2 separate regions of the Homo sapiens genome follow, and region 2 is linked to region 1. A link is an interaction called in ENCODE POLR2A ChIA-PET data of the cell type or tissue named here. Cell type or tissue: Caco-2. All regions are shown on one strand. Links, peaks and the distances in the headings refer to the core of each region. The heading gives the core; the rest is flanking DNA. Region 1 overlaps ZNF248 (zinc finger protein 248). Region 2 holds the start of ZNF33A (zinc finger protein 33A).

The links. Peaks named below come from ENCODE experiments on the same cell type or tissue, not always from the same donor. Only the 100,000 strongest peaks of a DNase experiment are listed, where the experiment ranks them.
Region 2: POLR2A ChIA-PET joins it to region 1 with 18 read pairs; 2 of 35 experiments call an interaction of 5 or more read pairs at or near these places.

Annotation. Positions count from the first base shown.
Region 1 is chr10:37,829,463-37,839,772 of GRCh38, reverse strand. It overlaps ZNF248 (zinc finger protein 248), which reads left to right. Exons shown (of 6, transcript NM_021045.3): 4 at 1,662-1,788; 5 at 2,061-2,156; 6 at 6,657-10,310. The coding sequence ends at 8,158. Among named protein-coding and RNA genes, the nearest start is that of ZNF248, 23 kb to the left of the region's middle. In Caco-2, for the core only: no CTCF peak of the experiment used is centred there; no DNase peak of the experiment used is centred there.
Region 2 is chr10:38,006,441-38,016,750 of GRCh38, reverse strand. It overlaps ZNF33A (zinc finger protein 33A), which reads right to left and starts at 6,076. Exons shown (of 5, transcript NM_006954.2): 1 at 5,968-6,076; 2 at 4,401-4,453. The coding sequence starts at 4,409. RefSeq lists an enhancer at 5,374-5,553. In Caco-2, for the core only: no CTCF peak of the experiment used is centred there; DNase peaks (open chromatin) are centred at 5,720 and 6,160; H3K4me3 peaks cover 2,250 bases.

The sequences.
Region 1 (10,310 bases), core at 1,514-9,513:
TCTGCCTGCTTGATCCATCAGTACTTACAGGGGTGTTAAGTCTCCAATTATGGTGTATATTTCCAAGTTCTCCTTTTACTCCTCTCAGTTTTTGCCTTATGTATTTTGATAGTCTTTCGTTAAATGCATAAATGTTTCAGATTATGTCTTCTTTAATATGATTTTGAACCCATCCAATAAGCTCTTAATTTCAGATATTGTACTTTTCAGATCTAGAATGTCCATTTTATGTATGTGTGTGTGCATGTGTGTGTGTGTGTGTGTGTTTGTGTATACATGTATAAGAGGTGTCTTGAGACCACCCCCAGGTTATTAATGATGTCCTAGGATGACTCAGCATATATTGGAGCATGGCGTTAGAAACAAAAATTAGGGTGCTAGGTGTGTCAGTTGTTACTGATGTATTGTTTCTTGTAGACCCATAGTCATACTTATGGCTATGATTTATTGTAGTGAAAGGATACAAAGCAAAATCAGCGAAATTCCTAGAGGTTTCTCCCAATGGAGTCTCACAGAACACACTTAACTCCTCTAGCAATGACATGTGACAACGCACGTAAAATGTGTACCAAGGAAACTCACTAGACATTTGGTGTCCAGAATTTTTATTAGAGGCTAGTCACAGGTACTTCCTGCCTATCATGTACCAAAATTCTAGACTCCCAGGAGCAATGCACATACTGAGTATAAACCATATTACTTATGGTTATAGCTCAGGCTTAGTGAGCCGTTCTTATCAGAGAAGGTTAAGGTCAGAACCTTTCTGAAATCCAAGTTCCCAAATGCCCATCAACGGTGATCTTTTGTAGCAGACCTTTCAAAGGTTAGTAGTCTCAGGCTTGCTGTATTAACCTTTTTCTGTATAGCACACATACCATGTATGTGTTGAACTTCCCTCATTTTCTCATTTATTTTGTTAATATTTTCTTCTGTTTTGTTGAACATATTAATTATAATTCATTTTGAAGTTCTTGTTTGTTAATTCTACTATCACGGTCACCTGTGAGTTTGCTTTTTTTTTCTTTTTTTTCATTGTCCCTATCTCTTCACATACCATGAATTTTTTTACTAGATACCAAATATTGTATTTAAAAAAGAAACATTGGAAACATTGGTGGAAGCTCCAGAAGATGATCTCATTGAGCGGAGAGGATTCATCCTTTTCTCTGATGGGCATGTAGACTGCGGGGCAGTCACTTGAATCAATATGTGCTGAGCTTGGTCATATTCATTTCAATCCCATTATTTTAATAACAAAGTTTTACTTCCTTGATGACAGTTAACTTGATAATGTAAAAGGTAATATGAAACAACTAATATTTCCTCTGTAACTTCAATCTCCTTGGTACACACTGCTAGTTCCTGCAGTTTGCAACTTAATAAATGTTATTCTGTGTATCTCCTTTTCAGGTCATAAGCACTCTAGGAACAGGGACCATGTTTGTCTGTTTTCACCAGTAGGATTTGCAGCAGCTAGCACAATTCCAGACCCTTAGTAGAAACTCAATTTATACAAGATATTTTGTATTCTGTATAGTATAGCAGCACAGAGGGAGGTAACCTGTCATTTTTTAGTAAACTCTAAAGAGATTAGTTCTCTTAAATCTTTTCTGTATCATCTAGTTCTGACCATTTCATGTAAAAAGAGTATACTATTACAGGAACAAGTGTCATTCAAGGATGTATGTGTGGACTTCACTCAGGAAGAGTGGTATCTGCTGGACCCTGCTCAGAAGATTCTATACAGAGATGTGATCCTGGAAAATTATAGCAATCTTGTCTCAGTAGGTAAGGAGTTTTTTTCCGCACATGGCTATCAATAGCATGCATTTACTAGTTGATGCCCTGTAGTTTTCTGATGTAAAGCTTGAGATTGAAGGCTCTGAGATGACTGATCCCATTTGGCCACCATAAAGGTGCTCTTGCCTTGTCAGAGATTGGTTCATTTGTGCACATTCTTTGAGTAGCTGGTGAAGCTGTGCCTTTCTTCCCCATGATGTATTCAGAGCCCCTGAAACCAAGCTATTTAGCTCTAGTCCTGTGGTATTTTCTCTTAACAGGGTATTGCATTACTAAACCAGAAGTGATCTTTAAGATCGAGCAAGGAGAAGAGCCCTGGATATTAGAAAAAGGATTCCCAAGCCAGTGCCACCCAGGTGAGTTAGTGATTTCTGGCAGATGAAAGCCAGAGGAAATTAGAACTTAGGTAATTGGTTTAGGATTTGTCACCTTTGGAATATTTTTCACAAATGTCTCTTTTTAGCCCCAGACCTTTGGAAATGATCAAAAACAATTGGCCCACATCCCTGTTACCTTAATCACTCCTCCATATGTTATTCTCACTCATAAATGCTTTTCTTGGCTGGGTGCGGTGGCTCACGCCTGTAATCCCAGCACTTTGGGAGGCTGAGGCAGGCGGATGACGAGGTCAAGAGATCGAGACTGTTCTGGCCAACATGGTGAAACCCCGTCTCTACTAAAAATATGAAAAATTAGCTGGATGTGGTGGTAGCTGCCTGTAGTCCCAGCTGCTTGGGAGGCTGAGACAGGAGAACCATGTGAACCTGGGAGGTGGAGGTTGCAGTGAGCCGAGATTGTGCCACTGTACTCCAGCCTGGTGACAGAGTGAGACTCAGTCTCAAAACAAACAAACAAACAAAAAAAAACAAACACTTTTTTTTTTTTTTACATTTTAAAGTATTTTACTTATACCTATAATCCAAACCAGTTGGCTTCATTTTAGATATGTTTTCTTGGTTAGTTTGTCTTTATCTTTTAAAATTGTTTGCCTTCCTTCCGTTGTCTTAGACACCTTTTGTTAGCTGACAGGTATTCATGCAATCCTTCTATATATTCATTTAACAACATATGATGAGCACTCACTATGTCTGTTATGTTTTAGGTAATTAACAGAATAATGTCCCTGGTATCTTAGTGTGTGTATTAAAATAAAGGACAAAAAAATGCGTGTGTGTGTGTGTGTGTGTGTGTGTGTGTGTGTACATGTCTGTGTGTTTGTATATATGTACACACCCATGTGCATATGTGTGTGTATATAGGTACACACACACTGTGTTGGGTCATGGTAAGTGCTGTGAAGAGAATTCACACAGGAAAGGAGGACGAAGAATGACGGTATAGTCTGTTTGGCAGTAGGTTAGAGAAAACCTTTTTGAGGAGTTCCCACATTAGAGATGAGGCTTTAATATGAAAGTGTGAGCTATGTGGATTCAGTGTAGTCCAGGCAGAGAGAACATCAGGTACCAAACCTCTTAGACAGGTGTGTTCTTAGAATGTTTGAACAGTGTCAGGGAAATCACTGTGGTTGGAAGCTAGCGGGCATGGTGGAGACTGGTAGGAGATAATGTCAGGAGAAGAAACATGAGCTATGGTAGATACATAAATTTTACTTTTGGTGCTATGAGAAACTGTTTTGAGTAAATGTAAATCAGCTTAAGTCATCAGATTTGATTTACAGTTTAAAAGGATCTCTCTGACATCTATGCAGTGTATATACTGTGGTGGGTGGTTGTGGGTGGTATGAGTAGGGATAGGGTACCATTATGTGCTTCAGAGGAGAGAGGATAGTGGCTGAGACTGTTGGAAGTGCCAGAGGTACTGAGAAGTGGTAGGTTTGTACAAATATTTTGAAGATGGAGCCAAGAACATTTGCTTTCAGATTGGGTATGAGAGAAGGGAGAATCAAGTGTGATCCCAATAATTTGTCTCAAGCAGCTAGATAGATTAGGTTATCATTTACTGAGACAGAGAAAAATTAGAGAGGAGACATATAAGGGAGTTATCACAGATTTAATTTTGAACACCAGAAGTTGGAGATAACTCTTATAATCGAGTCTGTTTTTGACTAAGAGATTGGATATGTGTAAGTACATGGTTGAGGTCAGAACTAGAAGTATCCATTTGAAAGGCATCAACTTAAGATGATGTTAAAGGAATGAGGCAGAATGAGATCTTCAAGAGCAGAAGTCAACAGACTTTTTTTGTAAATGACCAGATAGTAAATGTTTGAGGCTTGGCAGGCCACATATGGTCGTGGTTGCAGCTGCTCCTCCTCATCTTCTTTCTTTTCCTTATTCCTTCTCGTTCTCCTCTTGCTCTTTCTCTCTCCTCTCTTTTCCTCTTCCCTCTTCTGTACTGCCTCATCCAGCTTTTTCCCTTCAAAAACTTAAAAAACATACTTAGCTCAAGGGCCATTGCCGTGCAGTTATATGCCAACCCCTTTTCTAGAGTGTGATTGTATGTAGGTGAGAGTAGTCTTGGGACAATAATGCTTTTAGTAAGTATTAAATTCATCCCTTAGAGGATATTGAGGAATAACAATCTGAGCTACACAAAAACCAGAGAGCCTGGTTTCCTGTAGTCAAATGAGGTACATTCTTCCATGTTACTGCTATCTTGAATGGCAACCATGGCATCACCGTACTAATAAACCTGTTAATATTTCCCACCAGTCTCTTTGTTCCTATTGTTATTTTTCATTTAAAGCTATCTTCTACATACCTTTATATTCTCACTTTTCACTGATATAACTCAAAAGCAAAACTATGTGTTCTCATTCCTGACTCAGTCTAATTGTTAGTTGTCTAATTTCTAATTCCTAGTTGGTTCTTTTCTCTTTTTTTTTAGCCTAAATTATTCAATTTATCTTCCTTTAGCTTAACAAACTAACCTAAAGTTGCTGCTTATTAATAAATTAAATTTCCCTTTCTTTTCTTTTCTTTTTTTAGTTTTAAACCTTTGTGTCAAGGGCTGACTTTCAATAGATTGCAGCAAGGGAGCTGCTCAGTAAATTTCCCTTTCAATGACTATAATAGTGTAGCCCTTGCTACCTGTCTTAAATTTCTTTGTTTCTGCTCCCTAAAATTTATGTCAAATCCCGTCCTATTCTATATCTTAAATTTTATTTGCAAATGTTTTCTCATTTACTGGAAAACTTCCGTTCTTGTTTGCCTTGCCTTTTTTCAGGTAATTCATACTGTGTTTGTAAAGTGTTTAGAAATTGAATAGTAATGGCTTATTATTTCACTTGTTTTAAGTTAGAACTTGATTTTTTGCTGAAACTTAAATAGCCCAGATTTTATGACATTAACTCACCAGTGGCTGTATGCCAAAAACTTAGACCTGTTCATATGGCTTAGGGTTGCTTAGGGTTTCTTTTTGCATTGAGATTTTTGTTCTCCAAAAGAGAAGGGCCTCTCTTACTAATTTGGGTATTTTGATAATTACTTTGTTGATTATCTGTGTAGCCAGATTTAGGAGAGATCATTCATTTTCATACATTCTGAAAGTATTCTATGATACTCTTCCTAAATACATATTCCCATATTTTGTCTTCGTGTATTATAGCTGATCAGGTGCAGGTTGGAAATAATTCAGTGCACGTTGCTTTATAAGAATAATGTACAGTTACATTATAGTAACACCTGCCAAGTTCTGGACTCTGGTCACAATAGGGGCGATAGCATTGAGCAAGGGATTTATTTTATGTTACAATGAATTATATAAACAGTAACTTCTAAAAGATGGAGCAAGTGGAGCCTTAAAATGGTAGAGATGTTATAGAGATTTTTGCTATCATTATTTTATTATTATTACTATTATTAGTTTTTGTTTTTAAGTTAAAGTAGCAGTTCACTGAGGGATATCCAGGATCTAAGGAGAGATAAGGATAAAATGTTTCTAGTTGAGTGGAAGGTATGTTATTAGGGATGAGCAATTTCTGAGAGTCTAATCTCTAGCCAAACTGCACAGAAATATTTTCAATAGATTTGCATGATGTTGAGAAGATGAGGGTGTAAACCATGCTTTACCTCTGCCAAACCTAATTCTTATGTTTCTCACTACCACTCACTCTATTTCCTTTTTAAAAAAACAACTCCCTTGAACTCATTCTCTGTGCATTTCCTGCTCTTTGAAAGAACAGCTCTCAGAATATCTCCATCTCCTGTTTATCATGTCTTGAGTTTATTTCACCTTCCCTAGTATGCTTTTCCTACAGCATTAAAAAAAACTATTTCTTCTCAATAAAACTTAAAGAAAACACTGGCTCTTGGGCTATATAGGACTGTTCTTTTGAATCCAAGGAAGTTGATGTTTTCAGAATGTTAATTTTCTTGCTGATTCAAAGATAGAAAGAAGCATGTACTCTGGTGGGAATTCTACCCCAGTAAACTGTGTGTGAGGGGATTAGGACCAAGCTCTGTTTTGTCTCCACCAAACCTAATGCATCCTCTGAAACCCCTTGTCTGCTAATCTTCACCATCACTTTATTCAGTGTTCATTGTCTCTGTTGGGTTCACCCCATTTTCTCCGAGTTTTTCTATTTCTGAATCAGCCACTCTGGTTCCCTGTGCTGTGAATTTTATTTCACCTTTTCTTTTCAGTTTTGAAGGTTATATTTATAAAGTGTTAAATATCATTGCCAATTTCTTCTCCCTGTTTCCACTGAAGCATGTTTTATGTTTTCCACCTAAACCTTGGAGGGTAAAGAAAATGTACACTTGAACTCAGTTCACACCAGGAAACTGAATTTAAAACAAAAGAATTGACTGTATGATAGTGCATTTGTGTAAAAGTCTGATTCCATCAGAAATGTATTAAGGTTCATAAGATGTGGTTATTTTTCTCATTTCTAGAAAGGAAATGGAAAGTTGATGACGTGTTAGAGAGCAGCCAGGAAAATGAAGATGACCATTTTTGGGAGCTTCTATTCCACAACAACAAAACAGTAAGTGTAGAAAATGGAGATAGAGGAAGCAAAACTTTCAATTTGGGCACAGACCCTGTTTCTTTAAGAAATTATCCCTATAAAATATGTGACTCATGTGAAATGAATTTGAAAAATATTTCGGGCTTAATTATTAGTAAAAAGAACTGTTCCAGAAAGAAGCCTGATGAGTTTAATGTATGTGAGAAATTGCTCCTTGATATTAGGCATGAGAAAATCCCTATTGGAGAGAAGTCTTATAAATATGATCAAAAAAGGAATGCCATTAATTATCACCAGGATCTCAGTCAGCCAAGTTTTGGCCAATCTTTTGAGTATAGTAAAAATGGACAAGGCTTCCATGATGAGGCAGCATTTTTTACAAATAAGAGATCTCAGATAGGAGAGACAGTCTGTAAATATAACGAATGTGGAAGAACCTTCATTGAAAGTTTAAAGCTGAATATATCTCAAAGACCTCATTTGGAAATGGAGCCGTATGGATGCAGTATTTGCGGGAAGTCCTTCTGCATGAATTTAAGGTTTGGACATCAGAGAGCTCTTACAAAGGACAATCCTTATGAATATAATGAATATGGGGAAATCTTCTGTGACAATTCAGCTTTCATTATCCATCAGGGAGCTTACACAAGAAAGATTCTCCGTGAATATAAAGTGAGTGACAAAACCTGGGAAAAGTCAGCTCTCTTAAAACATCAAATAGTACACATGGGGGGAAAGTCTTATGATTACAATGAAAATGGGAGTAATTTCAGCAAGAAGTCACATCTTACCCAGCTTCGGAGAGCTCACACAGGAGAAAAAACCTTTGAATGTGGTGAATGTGGGAAAACCTTCTGGGAGAAGTCAAACCTCACTCAACATCAGAGAACACACACAGGAGAGAAGCCCTATGAATGTACTGAATGTGGGAAAGCCTTTTGCCAGAAACCACACCTGACCAACCATCAGCGAACACATACAGGAGAAAAACCCTATGAATGTAAGCAATGTGGAAAAACATTCTGTGTGAAGTCAAACCTCACTGAACATCAGAGAACACACACAGGGGAGAAGCCCTATGAATGTAATGCATGTGGGAAATCCTTCTGCCACAGATCAGCCCTCACTGTGCATCAGAGAACACACACAGGGGAGAAACCGTTTATATGTAATGAATGTGGAAAATCCTTCTGTGTGAAGTCAAACCTCATTGTACATCAAAGAACTCACACTGGGGAGAAACCATATAAGTGTAATGAATGTGGGAAAACCTTCTGTGAAAAATCAGCTCTCACTAAACATCAGAGGACTCACACAGGGGAGAAGCCGTATGAGTGTAATGCATGTGGGAAGACCTTTAGTCAGAGGTCAGTGCTCACCAAACATCAGAGAATTCACACAAGGGTGAAAGCTCTTTCAACATCCTGAATGTTAGAAGCCTTCATACACTTGTGAAATTGGTTATACAGTTTCAAAAAAGGAGATCAGAGAAAGCCAAAGAATGTCAGAAATTTGTAGAAAATGACTTCTTGTTTGAATATGTAAAAGCTTTCAAGAAAAATTAAAACTTTTCATTAGAAAATTTGTACTGAGGGGAATTCTATTCATCTAAGTAATATGGTGAAAATATTTATCTGGAATTTATGTTGTTTAGTGTTATATTCCAGACGTGATACCAAAATTTTGTTGCAAATATAATGGACAATATTTATTTATACCCATATTCACAGTGGAATCTGAAGCTTATAAAAGTTGAATGACAGCAGCATTAAACATATATGTGAAGAGTCCCCGATGTTTGTAGACCTTATGTGAGTATGCAAATATATAAATTTGAGTATGCTTGATTTGTATATTGGAACTCAACATGATCATAAGGAGAAGATACGTACCCTTAATTGAGTAACTACTATGGTATTTGTTAATATTTTCTACACTAAATACCATTGGTGTCTTTATAGGTTGACATAATTATATATGTGTATGTACATATGTTTGTGTGTATATGTAAATATATTTCTACACACATACTTAAATATAGTGATGTGCTAGTATAACCTCATACTGACTTAAAAGTTCTGATTGTTAAATTTTAAGGAATTTTGTGAGCCAGTTATTAAAAGCAGTCATTATTTAAAATATGTAAACTTACAGTTAAAAACAAAGGTAATAAATACTCAGCACTCATCACTTCCTAATTATTTTGCTACATTTCACTATTACCTTTGCTGTTTTACTTATTTAATCTGTATGATGAAAATACTGTATAATAGTGTGCACTGCACATCTGTCTCTTCCCAGCTCCACATTCAGTGCTGTCTTGGTAGCTTGGACTTAGTGGGAGTGTTTACACCATGGAAATTGACAAACTATAAATCAGGGTTTTAATTTTCTCAGAGAACCTGCTGTCAAATATTTACAGCACATCACTGTGTATATATGAAAACGTATTTGGCAATACAAACCACATACCCCTTCTATTTCCTGACATAAATAAATGGCTATGGCCATTTACAGCTGAACCACGTCTTCAAGAAAGAAGCCAAAAATATTTCCGTGAGGTTTTTAACTACCTCTGAATCTGTCCTACTCTAAATACTACCGGAGTCTCTTTGTAGGTTGGCCAGTATATGTTTTTAGTGAAATATTATTTCACAAAGAACTATATCACGTACCTTTCCTCTGACTGTTTCCTGGCATATATGCATGAATATGGCCATTATTGAACTATCACTTCAGTAAAGAAGTTAAACAGTACTTTTCTGAGGTTTTTCAGCTACCTCTGGGTCATTCTGTAATGTAAATGTTGTTAATAAGAATGGTTTTTACATAAATTATGCAAAGGTTAACAAGCAGTAACACTGCACTCCTCAAAAAGTGGCGGTATGTAATGAAAGGCCCTTTTGATATCCTTGATTTTTCATTGTGTATCTGTTTGGGCACGGTCTATGTAACACTAGTTCTGCGTATTAGTATTTTAGAGTATCTCTGCCTCCCTTGTCCTGTTGTTTCTTTTGCCCCCTTGGAACACATTGGTCAGCAGTTCTAAGAGACACTGCCCACATGATGGCCATTCCCTACTTCATCCTTGCTGAGCTAAATTTTATATTTTTGTGCATCCTTCTCCCAGATGACTTAGGTGGTAAGTCCAGATTAGTCAAAGCTAATCATGGAAGTTCCATTTTAATGATTCTGTTGGGGTGAACTTGGGAGCAATGAGATGTTTGGGAAGTATTGTGTAGTACTTCTGGGAAAGATCTCCTTGATACAACATTGTCATGACATGAGAAGAGACTCTGCTGGGCTTTTTCATGTCTGTAACATGGTATTGGCTTATCGTTTTTATCTCTGAAGGGCAGTAGCCTGAAGATAACAGTGCACAAGGTGGGAAAAGCCAGCTCAGAGGTGACGTTGCCGAGCTACTCTGCTCTCTATACCTGTTCTCTACTGGGACTTTTTATAACCCTCAATAACTGTTTTTTATTTGGTCTTAGGGCTGTCTGATACTTAGAGCTGAAGGCATTCCAGCTGACACAGAGGAATATTTTTCTAAGTGTTAATGTTCTATATGGTAATTAGG
Region 2 (10,310 bases), core at 936-8,935, 180 kb before region 1:
ATATTCTGCCATTAATGCATTAAGATATTAATTCATGCAAAAGAAATTATCAAGTTCCTACAAAGTACCTGGAACTATCATCACTGCTGGAAATACTAAGATTAATAAAAATCTTCCTGTGTTCAAAGAACACACAGAGTGGTAAGAAAATATGTGTGGTAATATGTTACAAGTACTAAGGTGAAAGTACAAACACAGTAGACTAACATTAGGAGCAAAGTTGGCTCTGTTTTGAGCTTAACTGAGGAAGTACAGCTGTTGGTTGAATTATGAAAAACACTCTATTACGTTCTTCATAAGCATAGGGCCATGATACAAGCAAAGGTGAGGGCCTCCAACACACTGCAGACATCAACAAAATGGCAGACAGCACAGGAGATGGCCTGGTGCTGTCTTGAGAAAAAAAGCCAAGGAAATGGGTTATAGAGTAATTTTAGACCAATGGTCTCCAAAGTATTTGATCATTTACCATTTTCAAGAATATTACTGAGAACTACAGATTTATATTTACAAATCACAGAAATAAATTGTCAGTACATTCATTATGAATTCTAATTTAACTCTCATTTGGATTTAAAAATGTAGAAAAAGAGCCTGACATTTTCTTCATCGCAATACATATTCTGGGTTCTAATCCTTTAATTCAGAGACAATAATAAGGATGTGTAGAAAATGGAAAGATTTTGGAACCATTATATTTGAAACCTCTGTGGAGTACAGCGGAGAAGACATCCAATTGGATTGTTCTGGATATCCTCTAGGGCACATCTTTTAGGGATCACTGCTGTGAAAATGGGAGAGCCAAAGATGAGATATGAGCATATACTGAAATTACAGGACCAGGTTTCGTTTACAGAACCAATTCTACTGAGAACGACAAAGGACAAAACAACATTTACATAAACTACTGTAGAAGAAACCAGGATGCAAATAGGGCACGGATAATAGGAGGCAAGAACAACAAAATGTGGTCACCAATTCATTAAGAAAAAAAATGTTTCCTCTGGCTATCTCCATGCACAGCTGCCCAGATACTAGGGCCACAATGTAAACCAGGAAAGTTAGGGCTATATAGGTTGGACACAGTATTCTAGTAAGAAACATCCTAATTATATTAAATTTGAAGCATAGGCTTGGCATGGTGGCTCACACCTGTAATCTCAGCACTTTGGGAGGCTGAGGTGGGTGGATCACCTGAGCTCAGGAGTTAAGAGACCAGCCTGACAAAAATGGTGAAACCCCATCTCTACTAAAAATACAAAAAATTAGCCAGGCGTGTTGGCGGGTGTCTGTAATCCCAGCTGAGACACCCGCTGAGACACCAGGCTGAGACAGGAGAATCCCTTTAACCTGGGAGGCAGACGTTGCAGTGAGCCAAGGTCAGCACCACTACACTCCAGCCTGGGTAACAAGAGCAAAACTCCAACTCAAAAAAAAATGAAGCATAATATGAAGATCAAGAATGAAACAAGGACTACAAAGACATTTATAATATAGTGGTGTTCAAAGCCATCAAGAGAAAATCAGAAGGTTGTCAGAAAACTGGGGAAAGAAAATAATCAAGAATGGAATTGGAGGCCAGGCACAGTGGCTCACATCTATAATCCTAGTACTTTGGGAGGTCAAGGCAGGTGGCTCACTTGAGGTCAGGAGTTCAAGACCAGCCTGGCCAACATGGCAAAACCGTGTCTCTACTAAAAATACAAAAACATTAGCCAGGTGTGGTGGCAGGTGCCTGTAATTCCAATTCCTCGGGAGGCTGAGGCAGGAGAATCACTTGAACCCGGGAGGTGGAGGTTGCATAAGCTGAGATCGTACCACTGCACTCCAGCCTGGGCGACTCTGTCTCAAAAAAAAAGGTAAGTAATTCTTCCCAAATTTATATATAGGTTCAATTCAACCCCAAAGAAAGTCTCAGCAAGTTATTTTATTAATACTAACAATATTTGTATGGAAATGCAAGGAACTAGGAAGAGCCAGGATCTTGCTGAAGAAAAAATGTGTTAAACCAGCTACTAGACGCTAAGATGTTTCACCAAGTGTGGTACTGGCACAACCAACCAACAGAACATAGCCCAAAAAACACACAGACATATATGTACACATAATTGATGACAAATATCACAATGTAAAACAGTGGGGAAAGGATGGTGTTTTCAAAAATAATTCTACATTAACCACATGAAAAAAGGAATCTGACATCTACCTCATACAGAAGTAGACACTCATTCCAATGAAAGAGATGTAAATGTGAATGCCAAAACAAGAAATATTTTAAAAGGTAACAAGAGTATCTTCATAACCTTGAAGTAGGAAAAGTCATCTAGACTAGTACACACCAGCAACAAATAAACGTAATAAACTAATCTAGGGATTGGTAAACTTCTTCTGTAAAAAATCAGACATTAAATATTTGGCCAGGCACGGTGGCTCACACCTGTAATCCCAGTGCTTTGGGAGGCCAAGGCAGGCGGATCACTTGAGGCCAGGAGTTTGAGACCAGCCTGGCCAAGTAAAACCCTGTCTCTACTAAAATACAAAATTAGCCAGGTGTGATGGCGCGTGCCTGTAATTTCAGCTACTTGGGAGACTTAGCCAGGAGAATCCCTTGGGCCCTGAAGGCAGAGGCTGCAGTGAGCCAAGATCGCACACTGCACCCTAGCCTGGGTGACAGTGAGACTCTCTCCAAAAAAAAAAAAAAAAAAAAAAAAAAAATCAGACATCATTAAATTTGGGGCTTTGCAGGCCAAAATGTTCCTGTCACAACTATTCAACTCTGCCACTGAAGCCAGATACTGTGGCTTATATGTAAATGAATGAATGAGCAGGGAGGTGTCAGGATTGTGAGGGGGACAAGACGGCAGCTTCAGGAGTGCTGGCAATGTTTGTTTTGACCTGTGTATTCATTATTTGTGCCACGGATTTGTAATAATTCATTAAGTTCTATATTTAAAATTTAGGGGGTTGTGTATCTATCTGCTACACATGTAGAAATAAGATTCATTAAAAATTAAAATACACAATCCTAGCACTTTGGGAGGCCAAGGTGGGGGATCACGAGGTCAGGAGACTGAGACCAGCCTGGCCAACATGGTGAAACCCCGTCTCTACTAAAAATACAAAAATTAGCTGGGTATGGTGGTGCGTGCCTATAATCCCAGCTACTCGGGAGGTTGAGGCAGGAGAATCACTTTAACCAAGGAGTCGAGGCAGGAGAATCACTTGAACCAGGGAGTCGGAGGTTGCAGTGAGCCAAGATCACACCACTGTGCTACAGCCTGGTGACAGAGCAAGACTCTGTATCAAAAAAAATAATAATAATAAAATACATTTTAATTTACCGGCTGGGTGCAGTGGCTCACGCCTGTAATCCCAGCACTTTGGGAGGCTGAGGAGAGCAGATCACGAGGTCAAGATATCAAGACCATCCTGGCCAACACGGTAAAACCCCGTCTCTACTAAAAATACAAAAATTAGCCAGGTGTGGTGGCGCATGCCTGTAGTCCCAGCTACTCGGGAGGCTGAGGCAAGAGAATCGCTTGAACCCGGGAGGCAGAAGTTTCAGTGAGCCAAGATCGCGCCACTGTACTCCAGAATGGCAAGAGAGCAAGATTCCGTCTCAAAAAAATAAAAAAATTAAAATTAAAATACATTTTAATTTACTGATCAAACACTACATCCAAAAGAAAACTGGAACCTGTGTGAAATAAAAATTAAAAAAGCAGTTTGACTCAATAGGCTGCACTCATTTCAGGGTTATCACTGGAAGCTTATTCACTATGGGTCCCTATGTTATGACCAAAAAAGGTATCTGCCAGGAAGTCTTTGTGCCTTCAGAGGAGTCAGTCTGTCTGTATCCAGTGTCTTCCTTTCTGCCATGGTTGTTGGAAACGTAAGAAACATACGAAGCTCAACTTATTGACTCTAACTTGGCCCTGCTATTGATCTGTTACTTTATATTTTCTGGGAAGTTCAATTTTTATCTATTACTAACTTCTCATCTTAACATATTGACTCTTGGCCAGACACGGTGCCTCACGCTTGTAATCCCAGCACTTTGGGAGACCAAGGCGGGCGGATTGACTGAGCTCAGGAGTTTGCGACCAGCCTAGGCAACACGGTGAAACCCTGTCTCTATTAAAACGCAAAAAATTAGCCAGGCGTGGCAGCATGCGCCTGCAGTCCCAGCTACTCGGGGGGCTGAGGCAGGAGAATTGCTTGAACCCGGGAGGCAGAGGTTGCAGTGAACCGAGATGGGGACATTGTACTCCAGCCTGGGTGACAGAGTGAGACTCCGTCTCACAAAAAAAAAAAAAAAAAAAAAACAAACACCATATCGACTCTTACAAATCTCACAAAGTCCACTGCAAAATAAAGTAGGGAATTAATAAACAACTTACCTTGTTCATTTTGTTCTGTTCTTGGAAAGACGGAGACAACTCTGAAGATACAGCTGAGTTAGAAAAAGAGGAATGGGGTCATGAAAGATTTGGCCTGCCTGGCAACTCCTGGATTCTTCCGCCCTAAGAAGCCATACACACCCACTAGGTAAAATGCTTCCTCTGGGAGAGTATCAATGTCCTCTGACACTTTGGAATAGGGGGTAGAAATGGTGGAAGAACACTTCGGAATAGGCGGTAGAAATGGTGAAAGAATAACTCCAACATAATTATGTAGCTCTTGGGCACAAGATTTTTTACCGGGTGAAAGTAAATATTTGCTTCCTAAGGATTTCAATCTCCCTCGGTGTTCACAAAAAAAAGTATAATGACAATATTGGCCAAACAAGTTAACAATATATTTAATGAAGGAACATTAACACTAAAACCATTGTAAAAAATAGGACTAAGCTATCTATTTTCCCAGTAATGTTACTTAACCTCTGGTGAGTGACTCCACAGAAAGCCATAAGCGGCAGTGCTTCAAAGAAAAAATCAGTTTTAATTTCTTCATCTAACTTTGTTGCTATTTCTCAAAGGGATATTTTAAACTTGCTTTGATGTGTGTGGAAAAGTAGACAGTACTGGCTTAGGGGTCAGGAGATGTGACTTAGTCTTCCCTACTAACTGTGATCCTGAACAAGTCAGTGACCTTAACAAACAAAAAAACAAAAAAAATCTTTTTCTTCTAACAAATGAGGCAAAATTAGGTAATTCTTTGTTTTTGTTTTTTTTTGAGACGGAGTTTCGCTCTTGTTGCCCAGTCTGGAGTGCAATAGTGCGATCTTGGCTACCTGTAACCTCCGCCTCCCGGGTTCAAGCAATTTTCCGCCTCAGTAGCTGGGATTACAGGCATGCGCCACCACGCCCGGCTACTTTTCGTATTTTTAGTAGAGACGGGGTTTCACCATGTTGGTCAGGCTGGTCTCGAATTTCTGACCTCAGGTGATCCACCCGCCTCGGCCTCCCAAAGTGCTGGGATTACAGGCGAGAGCCACCGCGCCAGGCCAAAATTAGGTAATTCTTGAAGATCTTTCCTGAGTGCAAGATCAAGTCAGGACAGAGGAACAGCAAATACCAAGATGCAGTGATGGACCTGACTGGAGGTCAGTTCGGAACCTAAAGAGGATGAATGCAATACGTGCAACCGAGTCTGCCGGTCTGGCGGGCGACTGCACCCGCCTTTCCCCGCCCACGTACCGCGGCGCCCTAGCACACGCGCACAGGCTAGACAAGAGAACTGCCCCTCCCGCAAGGCTCAGCGCGCGGACTGCGCAAGCGCACATGCCCTCCTCCGCGGCCCCCACAAATGGGGCGACACACGCTGCGTACCCTGCTCCGTACAGAGGCCGCGCCTTTGAGGAACCGGCCTAGCGTCGTGGCCCACACGCTGCAGCCCCGCCGTCCCCGCCTTCCCCTATGAGGTCCCCGGGCCTCCTCCCCACCACTTGGTACCGGCCCCCTGCCGCCCGCCCCAGGAGTCGCGCGGGGCTCCCTCTCTCTCCCTGCCCAACCCACTGGGGCTTACCCCACTCCCTCGTCGGGTTGCATTCGCCATAGAAAAGCGCGTAGACCCTTGAAATCCCGGGACCGCCTCCCACGCAAAACCTGAGAAAAACAAAAGGAAAGGCGGAAACGCAGACGTAGCCGGCGGACGAGGCATGCGCAGAGCCCACGCGCACAGCTTGATGCTGTTGGCGCCCTACCTGGAAACTACCTTTCCCGTGAGGCCGGGCGAGCAGCCCTTCGGATTGGTAGAGAAGTGCCCCGCTAGGCAGTGGGCAGATGCGGTCTGAGTTGGTGCTGGAACTGCCTGCAGCCCTGGCTTTCCCCGGGGCACTCCAAAGGGATATACTGCGGGGGAGGTCTGTGGGCAGTTTAGACGCAGACGCTCAAGGAAAGGACCGCTGCGTGTCATTTTCCGTTTAAATGTTAGGAAATAGATCTCGTCCATACAGTTTAAAAGACTTTCATGCTATCAGCGGTTCTTTGGGAGCGGGGGAAAAAAGGGGAAGGTGCGGCCGGAAAGCTACTTCATCAAAATGGTTAAAGCAATAAACGGAAATTGTAGCTCAGTAAGGAACTAGACATAATCTGAAAGAAGAAAATAAATGTCACGTATGATTTCCTCTGTGACATTAAAATTGCTTGACTAAATGGAAATACTTTTAGTCTATCTGTACCTTTCTTAGGAAGACAAAATTCCTAAAAGAATATCAACAAATTTTTGTTATGTATTTTTTCTCTTTGATCTTTAGTGTATTCTGTACTTCACAAAAGCATTCTCAACTTTATCTAGAATAAGTAAAAACCCAAATGAACAGCCAGTATACATTTTAAAAAGCAGGAAAAAAATGCCTAAGGAATATCTGTATCTATCTACATCTATCTATATAATATTGCTCTATTCAAAGTAGTTTGGCACCTGCTCCATGGAAATAAGACAGCTTAAGAGTATTCTTTAATGTGTAGTAGATACAGCATTTCAAAACAGTGAGGGAAAGAATGGAGTATTCCAAAGAGCATGTCATTCCGAGCAATTTGGAATGTAGAGATATACATAGATCACACATGATAAAATCTCACATGTATACAATACTTAAACATTTAAACCACTAAAAGAGTAAAAATTTTTGAAAATTGACAAGTGGACCAGGCACAGTGGCCCACACCTGTAACCCCAGCACTTTGGGAGGCGGAGGCAGGAGGACCACTTGATCCTTGGAGTTCAAGACCAGCCTGGGCACTATAGTGGGACCCCCATCTCTACAAAAAACTAAAAATAACAATTAGCCTGGCATGTAGGCAGGCACCTGTGATCCCAGCTACTCAGGAGGCTGAGGTTGGAGGATCACTTGAGCCCCGGGCTGCAGTAAGCCATCATGGCACCACTGCACTCCAGCATGGGTGACAAAGTGAGACCTTGTCTCAAAAAAAACAACAAGGGATGTGATGCCAAAGACAGAAACTATAAATTTAATATCAGTCACATTTTATAATAGAGAAAAATAAGCAACTCCATTCCAGCAAAACTTTTTAAGTCCATTATGAGAATTGAAAGTAATGCAAATATGGCCAGGCGTGGTGGCTCACGCCTGTAATCCCAGCATTTTGGGAGGCTGAGGCGGGTAGATCATGAGGTCAAGAGATCGAGACTATCCTGCCCAACATGGTGAAACCCCTTCTGTACTAAAAATACAAAAATTAGGTGGGGCGTTGTGGTGCACACCTGTAGTCTCAGCTACTCAGGAGGCTGAGGCAGGAGAATCGTTTGAACCCAGGATGGGGAGGTTGCAGTGAGCCAAGATTGCGCTACTGCACTCCAACCTGGTGACAGAGCGACACTGCGTCTCAAAAAAAAAAAAAAAGAAAGAAATGCAAATATTTGAGTAAAAATACGTGAAACATTTATTGAAATTTACATTTTTTAATTTATGCTTTATATACTGAAAAGTTCTTTATTTGATGCATAATTTTATGAGTTTTGACAATGCATAGATTTGTGTAACCACCACTACAAGCAAGACACAAAATTGTTTCATCTCTGTCAATAAAATTCCTCCATGCTACCTTTTTAAAGTCAGATTCTCTCACCACTCTTAGCCTCTTGCAACCGCTATCTATTCTTTGGGCCTATATGTTTGCCTTTTTTAGGATATTATATAAATGGAATCACACAGTATGTAGTTGTTGAATCTGGTATCTCTTAACACAATGCAATTGAGATCCTTCTGTGTTGTTTTGTGTACCAATACCTCTGTTTGCTTTTCCTGCTGTTAGAAACAAGTGCCCGGTGCCACAGAGAAAACCAGCGCGTAGGCAGAAAATTCCTCAGCAAGGCAAATTTACTTCTGCAGAAGGGTGCAGCTTGTGCCAGTCACGATCACAAGAGTACACTGAGAGGGGTAGGGCAGGGGATTTTATCCCTGATACAGTTCCTAGCACTTCTGTGTCCCTTCCCCATTGGCTGGGGTTGGACCTCACAGTCTAAGCTAACTCTATTGGCTAAGGTTTAAAATTGAATAGGGTCTATTAGGCGGGAAGGAAGGAGGACTGTCCATTACTAGGTGGGAAGGCATATCTGGACTTGTCTGGGCACGGCAAAGGTGGGAAGTCATATCTGGACTTGTCTGTGCACAGCAAAGGCAGGAAGGTTGTTTACAGAACAGGTAGCTAGGAGACAAGGAAGTACAAGGAAGTTGGTCTTAAGCAACAAAGAACAGGGAACTTAAGCTTTTTGAAGAAGAATTTATCATCTCTGACATTGCTGACTCCTATTTCTTGGTACGGATTTACCAGTTTCCTTATCCATTCCCCAGTCCAGGGATATGCTAGTTGTTTCCAACTGGGGGAAATTATAAATAAATAAAATATTTTTAAATTTAAGATTTGAAAAGATTGAAAAAAACACTAATATACACCTATGGTATGGGCTTGGGGAAATGTTTATTCCCAGTGTATTAGTCATGATTCTCAAGAGAAACAGAACCAATAGGAGGGAGTAAGGCAGAAAGAGACATTGGTGGTGAGAAATTGGTTCACATGATTATGGAGGCTAAGAAGTCCCACAGTCTGTCATTTGCAAGCTAGAGATCCAGGAATGCTGGTGGTGTAATTCTGGTATGAGTCCAGAGGCCTGAGAACCAGGGAAGCCAATGGTGTAAATCCCAGTCTAAGGACAGGAGAGGATGAGATGAAATGTCCCAACTCAACAATGAGGCAGAAAATATGGGTGAATTCCTCCTTCCTCTGCCTTGTGTTCTATCCAGACCCTCAGTGGATTGAATCATGTCCATACACATAAGGAGGGCAATCTGCTTTACTGAGTCCACTGATTCAAATGCTAATCTAATCTGTAAACACCCTCACAGATGCACCCATAAGTAATGTTTAATCTGGACACCCTGTGACCAAGTCAAGTTTACCATCACAGCTATTCTTTTTTTTTTTTTTTTTTTTTTTGAGACAGAGTTTCACTCTTGTTGCCCAGGCTGGAGTGCAATGGCATGATCTTGGCTCACTGCAACCTCCACCTCCCGGGTTCAAGTGAGTCTCCTGCCTCCACCTCCTGAGTAGCTGGGATTACAGGCATGCGCTACCATGCCCGGCTAATTTTTTGTATTTTTACTAGAGATGGGGTTTCTCCATGTTGTTCAGGCTGGTCTTGAACTCCCGACCTCAGGTGACCCACCAGCCTCTGCTTCCCAAAGTGCTGGGATTACAGGCATGAGCCACCACACCTGGCCACGGCTATTCATTTTTATTGTGAATTTGATTAACTCTGTCTGATTTTTTGCCTCTCATTTTTTCTGTTTTTGTACCTTTTTCCCTTTTATATTTAGTTGACACCTAATAATTGTGAATATTTAGGGGATATAGACTGATATTACAGTCAATCATATTTACTCTACAGGGCTGTGGAACACCAGAGCTCATTTCTTCTATCTAGCTGTAATTTTGTGTTCATGTACCAAACTTTCCCCATCCTTCCCTCCCCACTATCCCCTCACTCTCTAATGCCCATAATTCTACTCACTACTTCTATGAGCCCCAATTTTTTTAGCTCCCAAATATAAGTGAAAATGTGCAGTAATTATCTTTCTGTGTCTGACTTATTTCACTTAATGACATCCAGGCCCATCCATGTTGTTGCAAATGACAGGATTTCATTTTTATAGCATAATAATATTCCACTGTGTTTATATACCATATTTTCTTTTTCCGTTCATCTGTTGGTGAACATTTAGGTTGATATTATATCTTGGCTATTGTGAATAGTGCTGCTATAAACACAGGAGTGCAGGTATCCCTTAGAAATATGGATTTCCCTTCCTTTGCATATGTGCCCAAGCAGTGTGATTGTTGGATTGT